Regions from separate parts of the Homo sapiens genome. Here regions 2 and 3 are each linked to region 1. A link is an interaction called in ENCODE POLR2A ChIA-PET data of the cell type or tissue named here. Cell type or tissue: GM12878. All regions are shown on one strand. Region 1 overlaps CMKLR2-AS (CMKLR2 antisense RNA). Region 2 overlaps NDUFS1 (NADH:ubiquinone oxidoreductase core subunit S1). Region 3 overlaps ADAM23 (ADAM metallopeptidase domain 23).

Evidence for each region. ChIA-PET counts read pairs that join two places held together with the same protein. Peaks named below come from ENCODE experiments on the same cell type or tissue, not always from the same donor. Only the 100,000 strongest peaks of a DNase experiment are listed, where the experiment ranks them.
Region 2: POLR2A ChIA-PET joins it to region 1 with 6 read pairs; 2 of 35 experiments call an interaction of 5 or more read pairs at or near these places.
Region 3: POLR2A ChIA-PET joins it to region 1 with 5 read pairs; 2 of 35 experiments call an interaction of 5 or more read pairs at or near these places.

What each region holds. Positions count from the first base shown.
Region 1 is chr2:206,245,115-206,247,614 of GRCh38, reverse strand. All of the region lies in intron 2 of CMKLR2-AS (CMKLR2 antisense RNA), which reads right to left. Among named protein-coding and RNA genes, the nearest start is that of ZDBF2, 28 kb to the left of the region's middle. In GM12878, no CTCF peak of the experiment used is centred here; DNase peaks (open chromatin) are centred at 1,484 and 2,164; H3K27ac peaks cover 409 bases.
Region 2 is chr2:206,137,686-206,140,185 of GRCh38, reverse strand. It overlaps NDUFS1 (NADH:ubiquinone oxidoreductase core subunit S1), which reads left to right. Exons shown (of 19, transcript NM_005006.7): 13 at 1,572-1,701. Among named protein-coding and RNA genes, the nearest start is that of NDUFS1, 21 kb to the left of the region's middle. In GM12878, no CTCF peak of the experiment used is centred here; no DNase peak of the experiment used is centred here.
Region 3 is chr2:206,487,648-206,490,147 of GRCh38, reverse strand. The region is part of intron 3 of ADAM23 (ADAM metallopeptidase domain 23); the gene reads right to left. Among named protein-coding and RNA genes, the nearest start is that of ADAM23, 45 kb to the right of the region's middle. In GM12878, no CTCF peak of the experiment used is centred here; no DNase peak of the experiment used is centred here.

The DNA.
Region 1 (2,500 bases):
ATGAATACGTTATTTACTGATTGCTTGAGAAAAACATAAAAAGGAAGAGATGTGCATGCTGTAGGAAATTACTGAAGAGCAACCCAATCAATATGAGCAGATTCCACTTGCAATACCTAGAAGACAGCCTCTTTTAAAAAATCAACCTTTATTTATTTAAGGCTGAAACAAATGAGTGTGAATATTCCTGTGAATGAACTCTCTGATTGGAGCCATTGATCACTAAATTACTAGAAGCCCAAGAAATTGCTAAATATTTGAATAAAAAGGTAAAATGGCTGAATACTTGCTACAATCATTTTTTTCTCTCTGTTTTTAATACATTTCTGAGGAAATCTCAAAATGCCACTTATATACAATGTTTGGGATATTATAATCCCTCCTACAAGATAAGCTGTTTTCAGTGTGTGCCGAAATTCAGCCCTTCCCATCCAACCTCCAAAAATCCAAAAGGAAGACCACGGAGAAACACTGTATTTATATATGAAGTATCATTCCAGAGCAAGGAGCCCCTCCCAGACAAGAAAGGAAGAACCATTTCATTTTACTATCTTCTAAAATTTTCCCAGCTTCTTTAGTGCATATAAAGAACCATAAATAAGTATGCATGTATATGTGTGTTAATAATGATAAAATCATTCCAGAGGTAGATGATTTTACTTTGTATAATGTTAAAGAAATGAAAGTCTCATTGGGGCAGAATGACAGATAGAAAGGCCATGTTTAATGTTATCAATATAGTTGGGTGATAGAATAAATAATTTATATCAACATGACATTTTCCATATGGTAACCAAAAATTTATTTGACTAAGCTTTTATCTCCTGAACTTGCTGGCGGCTTTGGAATTAAAGAGAAAATCAGCCGGGCACGGTGGCTCACTCCTGTAATCCCAGCACTTTGGGAGGCCAAGGGTGGGGGTGTGGATCACAAGGTCAGGAGTTCAAGACCAGCCTGGCCAAGATGGTGAAACCCTGTCTCTACTAAAAAATACAAAAATTAGCTGGGCGTGGTGGTGGGCGCCTGTAATCCCAGCTACTTGGGAGGCTGAGGCAGGAGAATGGCTTGAACCCGGGAGGCGGAGGTTGTACTGAGCCGAGATTGCACCATTGAGCTTTAGCCTGGGCAACAGAGCAAGACTCTGTCTCAAAAAAAAAAAAAAAAAAAAAAAGAGAGAGAAAATCGCCAGCTCTTCTAAAGGGTAAGTGGTATTTTTAGATGTTACTTCCCTAAATGAACTCTTCCCTGCCTCTACAAACCTATGCCCCAGCCTAAATCAGGGCCCCTGCTCTAAACTTCTCACTTAGAGCAACTATTATTATGTATGGGGAGGCTTATTTCATGAATGTCTGTCTCTGCCACCAGCCTGTGGTTTTGCTTACCTTCATACTCCCAGAGCCTAGCACAGTGCCTGGCAAACAGTAAGGCTCAATAGTATTTATTGAAGGAAAGACTATTCAGTAAGTTTGGATAAAGGCATTCATGTGCCTGGGCATCTTGGCAATAACTACTTTGTGTGAGAACACAAACGTGAACTGGAGAAAAGAATTTAAGTCTTAATTATCATCAAATCTGTTAAATCTATTAGTTCCTGTTTCAGTTCCTCTTTTCTTTTTTTTTTTTTTTTTTTTGAGATGGAGTCTCACTCTGTCACCCAGGCTGGAGTGCAGTGGCGCGATCTCGGCTCACTGCAAGCTCTGCCTCCTGGGTTCATGCCATTCTCCTGTCTCAGCCTCCCGAGTAGCTGGGAGTACAGGCACCTGCCAACTGCCCGCCACCACGCCTGGCTAATTTTTTTGTATTTTTAGTAGAGACGGGGTTTCACTGTGTTAGCCAGGATGGTCTCGATCCCCTGATCTCATGATTCACCTGCCTCGGCCTCCCAAAATGCTGGGATTACAGGCCTGAGCCGGATTACAGGCCTGAGCCACAGCGCCCAGCCCTTTTTTTTTTTTTTTTTTTTTTTAATCAAAAGCGTTAAAAGAATGTTGAGTACCTAGAAAAGCCAGCCCCACTCCTGAGAGGTATGTTCAATCTGTTCAGTCACTTCCTTAGACCAGCACTTTTGATTGATAACAGGTCTCATTTCCAGGGAAAGATGATGAGATTTTTCTCTAAACTACTACGAGGAGTTCACTATAGTTCACTAGAAACCATTGTCACTGTCATGTGTTGCTTATCATTAAAACCAGTTGACCTAACTCCACTCAAAGGAAGCAAGTACCAACCACATCTAATTATGTAAATAGCACTTAACACATACAGTAATACTCAGCATTTCCTGAGTACTTGTTAAGTACAGTACAATGCTAAGCAACTTCATGTGCATTGTCACATTTAACTCTCACAAGAATCCTGGGAGGTACTGTTATTATTTCCACAAGGCTAAAAGAGCTTTGGCCCTTAGCAAAAGTGGTGAAGACCAGACTAAACATCTGGGTTTGTCTGACCTCAGGGCCTTCCTTCTTAACCCCTGTACACACAGTCTCTCTGCGTAATC
Region 2 (2,500 bases), 110 kb after region 1:
TTTTGTAGAGACAGGATCTCCCTATGTTGCCCAGGCTGGTCTTGAACTCCTGAGCTCAAGTGTTCCTCCTGCCTTGGCCTCTGAAAGTGCTGGGAGTAATAGACATAAGCCACTGCATCCAGCCAGAAATTTAGTTTTGATACAATATTATTTCATAAGCCTACGTTTATATTTAAATTTCATTGATTTTTTTTTTCATAATTTCTTTTATAGCAATTTTTTTGTTTCCTCAGGATCCATTCTGGAGTCATACATTACAATTAGTTTCATGACTCTTCTGGTCCCTTTTTTGACTTTTTTTTTTTTTTTTTTTTAAGAACACAAGCCAGTTATTTTCTAGCATGCTTTCTGTCTTTTAAATTTACATCTTAGAGATTTATAAAGAGGGTAACCATATAGTTTATTGTCTAAACTACGGGAGTGAAAGAGGGAATTAATAATTACATCAGGATAACAGGGAAAAAAAAAAGCATTATCTCAGACAAACCAGACTATATAGTCATTGCACTTATGACTTTTTGGAGGAACTGGAGCCATAGTTCCCTGCTGTGGAGAATAAATGTCAATAACATGGTATATTTTCATGAATTATGAAAATGTTTAAATATCCTTAATGGATAATTAAGAGATAATTGACCCTGTCATGTAAATACTGCAAAATAAAAATTACAGATTAATTCTAAAATTAAAATTTTTTTAGGCCGGGCACAGTGGCTCATGCTTATAATCCCAGCACTCTGGGAGGCTGAGGCGGGTGGATCACCTGAGGTCAGGAGTTCAAGACCAGTCTGGCCAACATGGTGAAAGCCTGCCTTCTACTAAAAATACAAAAATTAGCTGGGCGTAGAGGCAGGTGCCTGTAATCCCAGCTACTCCGGAGGGTGAGGCAGGAAAATTGCTGGAACCCGGGAGGTGGAGCTTGCAGTGAGTCGAGATTGCGCCACAGCACTCCAGCCTGGGTGACAGAGTGAGACTCTCTCTCAAAAATAAATAAATTAATAAATAAATAACTTTTATAGCTGGCTTACTAGCATTTCTTTCTTTTTTTTTTTTTTAAATTTTTTATTTTGAGGTGGAGTTTTGCTCTTGTTACCCAGGCTGGAGTGCAGTGGCCCGATCTCAGCTCGCTGCAACCTCTACCTCCTGGGTTCAAGCGATTCTCCTGCCTCAGCCTCCCAAGTAGCTGGGACTACAGGCATGCGCTACCATGTCCAGCTAATACTGTATTTTTAGAAGAGATGGGGTTTCACCATGTTGGTCAGGCTGGTTTCAAACTCCTGACCTCAATTAATCCACCTGCCTTAGCCTCCTAAAGTGTTGGGATTTACAGGTGTGAGCCACTGCGCCTGGTCTGGATAGCATTTCTACACAGCAAATTAAATCACTGAATTGCCTTGGCATGCCTTTTTGCAACACTGTTTTGAAAGGTACGTAGTAAATCATATCTGTTAAATGTATTGTCTGTGCTTTTAACATTTTGTAATAGTAAATAGATGTATCACTTAGGATTGATGAGACCAGTAACTGCTTAGCTTAGTTATTTACTTCTTAAAATGTTGTTTTTATTTCAGCTGGCTGCATAATGACTTAAAAGTGGCCCTTATAGGCAGTCCAGTGGACCTCACTTACACATATGACCACCTGGGAGACTCCCCCAAAATTCTTCAAGACATTGCTTCGGGAAGCCATCCATTTAGCCAGGTGCTCTCAACTTATGTGTATCTACTCTTGTTGATTTTTAATTATTATTATTTAAACTTAACTGTTTTTGTAATAATCCTATGTAAGTGTTAAAACTTACACCAGGTTGGGCGCGGTGGCTCACGCCTGTAATCCCAGCACTTTGGGAGTCCGAGGCAGGTGGATCACCTGAGGTCAGGAGTTCAAGACCAGACTGGGCAACACGGTGAAACCCTGTCTCTACTAAAATACAAACCAAAGTTAGCGTGCGCCTGTAGTATCAGCTACTTGGGAGGCTGAAGCAGGAGAATTGCTTGAACCCAGGAGGCGGAGGTTGCAGTGAGCCAAGATTGTGCCACTGCACTCCAGCCTGGGCAACAGAGCGAGACTCTGTCCCACCCCCAAAAAAACTTACACCAATACAGAAAAGAACATGAGGAAGAAAGTAAAACATTACCTAAAATTCCACCACCCCAAAACAGGTATTGATAAAACATCATAATCTCTCCATTTATGTAGAGAGCAAAGCAAGATGGATGAATAGTCAAACAAAAATGAGATCATACTGTACATGCAGTTTTTATTTGCCAGAGTTTAATTTTCTTGAAATTATCTGAAAAGAAATCAAAGTAAACCTGAAAGAATTGCACTTTTAACTTCATTTAAATCTTTCTTTATTACAAAAGGAGTTATTCCTTAAAATTTTACCAGTCCTTCTATTTTTGTTTCTGAGGTACATGTTTTTTTCATTTGAGTTCTTTCTTTAATTCATTTTGTTGTTGGCTTTATTGTTTTGCTTTTCCCCAAAGGTGGCTCATGG
Region 3 (2,500 bases), 240 kb before region 1:
TCCAACACACTAGTGTCTGTGTCCAAACTTTCTCTTTTCATGACAATAGTAATATTAAATTAAGGGCCACCCAAAAGATTTCATTTTAACTTAATTACCTTTTTAAAGACTTCATTCCAAATATAGTTACATTCTTAGGTACTAGGGGTTAGAACTTCAACGTACGAATGCAGAGTGGGAGACACACAGAGCATAACAGATGGTTCTACTCAACAAACAGCATTATTTTCAATCCTATTTGGGACCTTCCGTGTTTTCCTCATATAGTTACAAATTGACCAAAATAATTCCACTCTTTTTCTCACTTAATGTGAACAGATATGCAATCATCAGAATTAGGTTCAGCTCACTTGCAAATTGGTAGTCCAGTGCTGTGACCACAGCAGCCACGGTGAAGGAGACTCCAAGCAGACAGCCCATGCTGGAGTCCCTGCATGTGACTGAATCTCGCCAGCCCGCATGTTACTCAGCAGTAAAATGGGGATAATCACATCTTCCTCACAGGGTTATCAAAGGAACTTAAATAGGAGACTATGGGTACACATAGGGCTTGGCACAGTGTCTATCACCATAATAGAAAGCCTTCCTTCTGCAGATCTCTTGAAACTGGGAAGTAAAGCATTTAACCTTCGAGTTAGCAGCATCATAAACCCCGAGACTCCTGAAATGGAAAGCAATGTTCACATAGTCTCCTCTAATTCCTTCGGACTAAGGCCCAGAGTGTGTGACCAGCTCTCTGAAGCAGAGGTGAAATTGGAAGTCTTGACTCCAAATTCCTAAGGCCAGTGCCTTCCCTGATTCCCTCTCTCAGATGTGTAAGAGAAATGACAGCAGTGAGCATGATGGGCTGCTAGTTGGAGAGAAAAAGGCCAGCAATGACACAAAAGGCCTGCCAATCTGGATTCAGGAATCACAAAAATTTAGAAACCAAGACGTAAGACAGCAACACCACAGCTCAGGCTGGTATAGGTCAAGGTGCCTCAAGCTGTCCCCAGCCACAGCTCCTGACTCCTGTCCTGGTCTTACTCGACCACAAGAGAAAAATGAGGCAGGAGGCCTGTTTCTTCTCCACATGTTCCTTCTTACAACCATATTTAAGTTCAATCTCCAAATCCGCAGAGCTGAAAAAAACATTTAGCCAAATAAAGCTGAATATCCCCCTTAGGATCCAGGGACTCCCACCAGGCAGTTTGCCTTCTGTTTGCAGCTTGGTAATTCAGGTTCTTTAAGAGAGGGGGCCTCACCAGTCCTGACTCACCCCAGGAGTTTGGTGCTTTTGGGCTTCCACACCTCTGCCTGCCACTTCCTGTGGAGTCTGCGTCTTTCTCCTTCCCACACCTTTCAAAGTCTAAAGCACCTGCTATGGGCTCCACTGGGCCCTGCCACTATGCCCTTGGCATTCACTTCCACACACTGAAGGCAGCTGACTGGAACTGCCTGAGACCCTGGGCCTGAGGGCTTTGTACTCTACCCAGGAGGAGGTAGTAAAGTGTTACTGCCCCAAGAAACAGACTTCAGCCAACAACAGCCTGGCAGTTAGTGGACAAAACTCTAGCTCCCTGCCTCTAGGTGGGATAACTCTCTGGCATGAGTCCACAGACTCCCAGAGCTCTCAGTGAGAATCCCAGCTGCCCAGAGGAGTAAACAGCTTGAGAACTCACCCTTTCCTAGCTCCTCCCTCCTTGTCTCAGGGTCTGCTACCAGGGGACCCAAAACCAAGGCAGCCTCCTGTAGGAGTCCCATGGAATCCCACCTTCCCCAGAAAACCTTCCCTCATCACCAAGATCTCTCAAGTCACTTTCTATCATGTTTTAACACTATTCGTGTACACTGTAATCTCATTTCTCTACCACAGGCTCTTGAAGACGAGAAATTCTTTCATACAGCTCTGAATTCCCCCGTGTTGCTCAGCACAGTGTCTTACGCAAACGAGAAGCTCAATAAATGTTTGTTGACTGAATGAAGAATGAATTAACCATGTCAGTCAGCAAGAAGGTTGGGCTCTGTATTTAAGCTAACTGAAACTATATCAGTGTAGCTGTCTGCTTCTTTCCAAAACACAGCGTGAACTGCTTTTAACGAGCAAAGTACTGCCTGCATGTATTTCTTTAAATCAGCATTTTCTAGATATTCATCTTAAATCAAACACCTCTGATTCCCAGAAAATCAGAATAAAGATTGTTTTCCTAAATCCGAAACTACCTTACTCTCCAAGTTTTGGGTCTACTCCTCAGTTTTTGGAGTCAGCCACCCAATGTGGATGTCTTACACTGATTTCACCCGGAGTTCTCCCTGGGCATCATTCAAGATGAATGTACAAAGACATGTCACATCACCACACTCTCTCGCTGGAGTAGCGTTCTATTAAGAAGGAACATAATGCTGCCTTTTTAACCAAGAAGGCATTACCCTTGATGCATCCTAAGAATTCTTTCCTCTCTGCATCGGGCAGGGGCTAAAAGAAGCACAGGGATTTCACTTCACAATAAACAGGACAGCA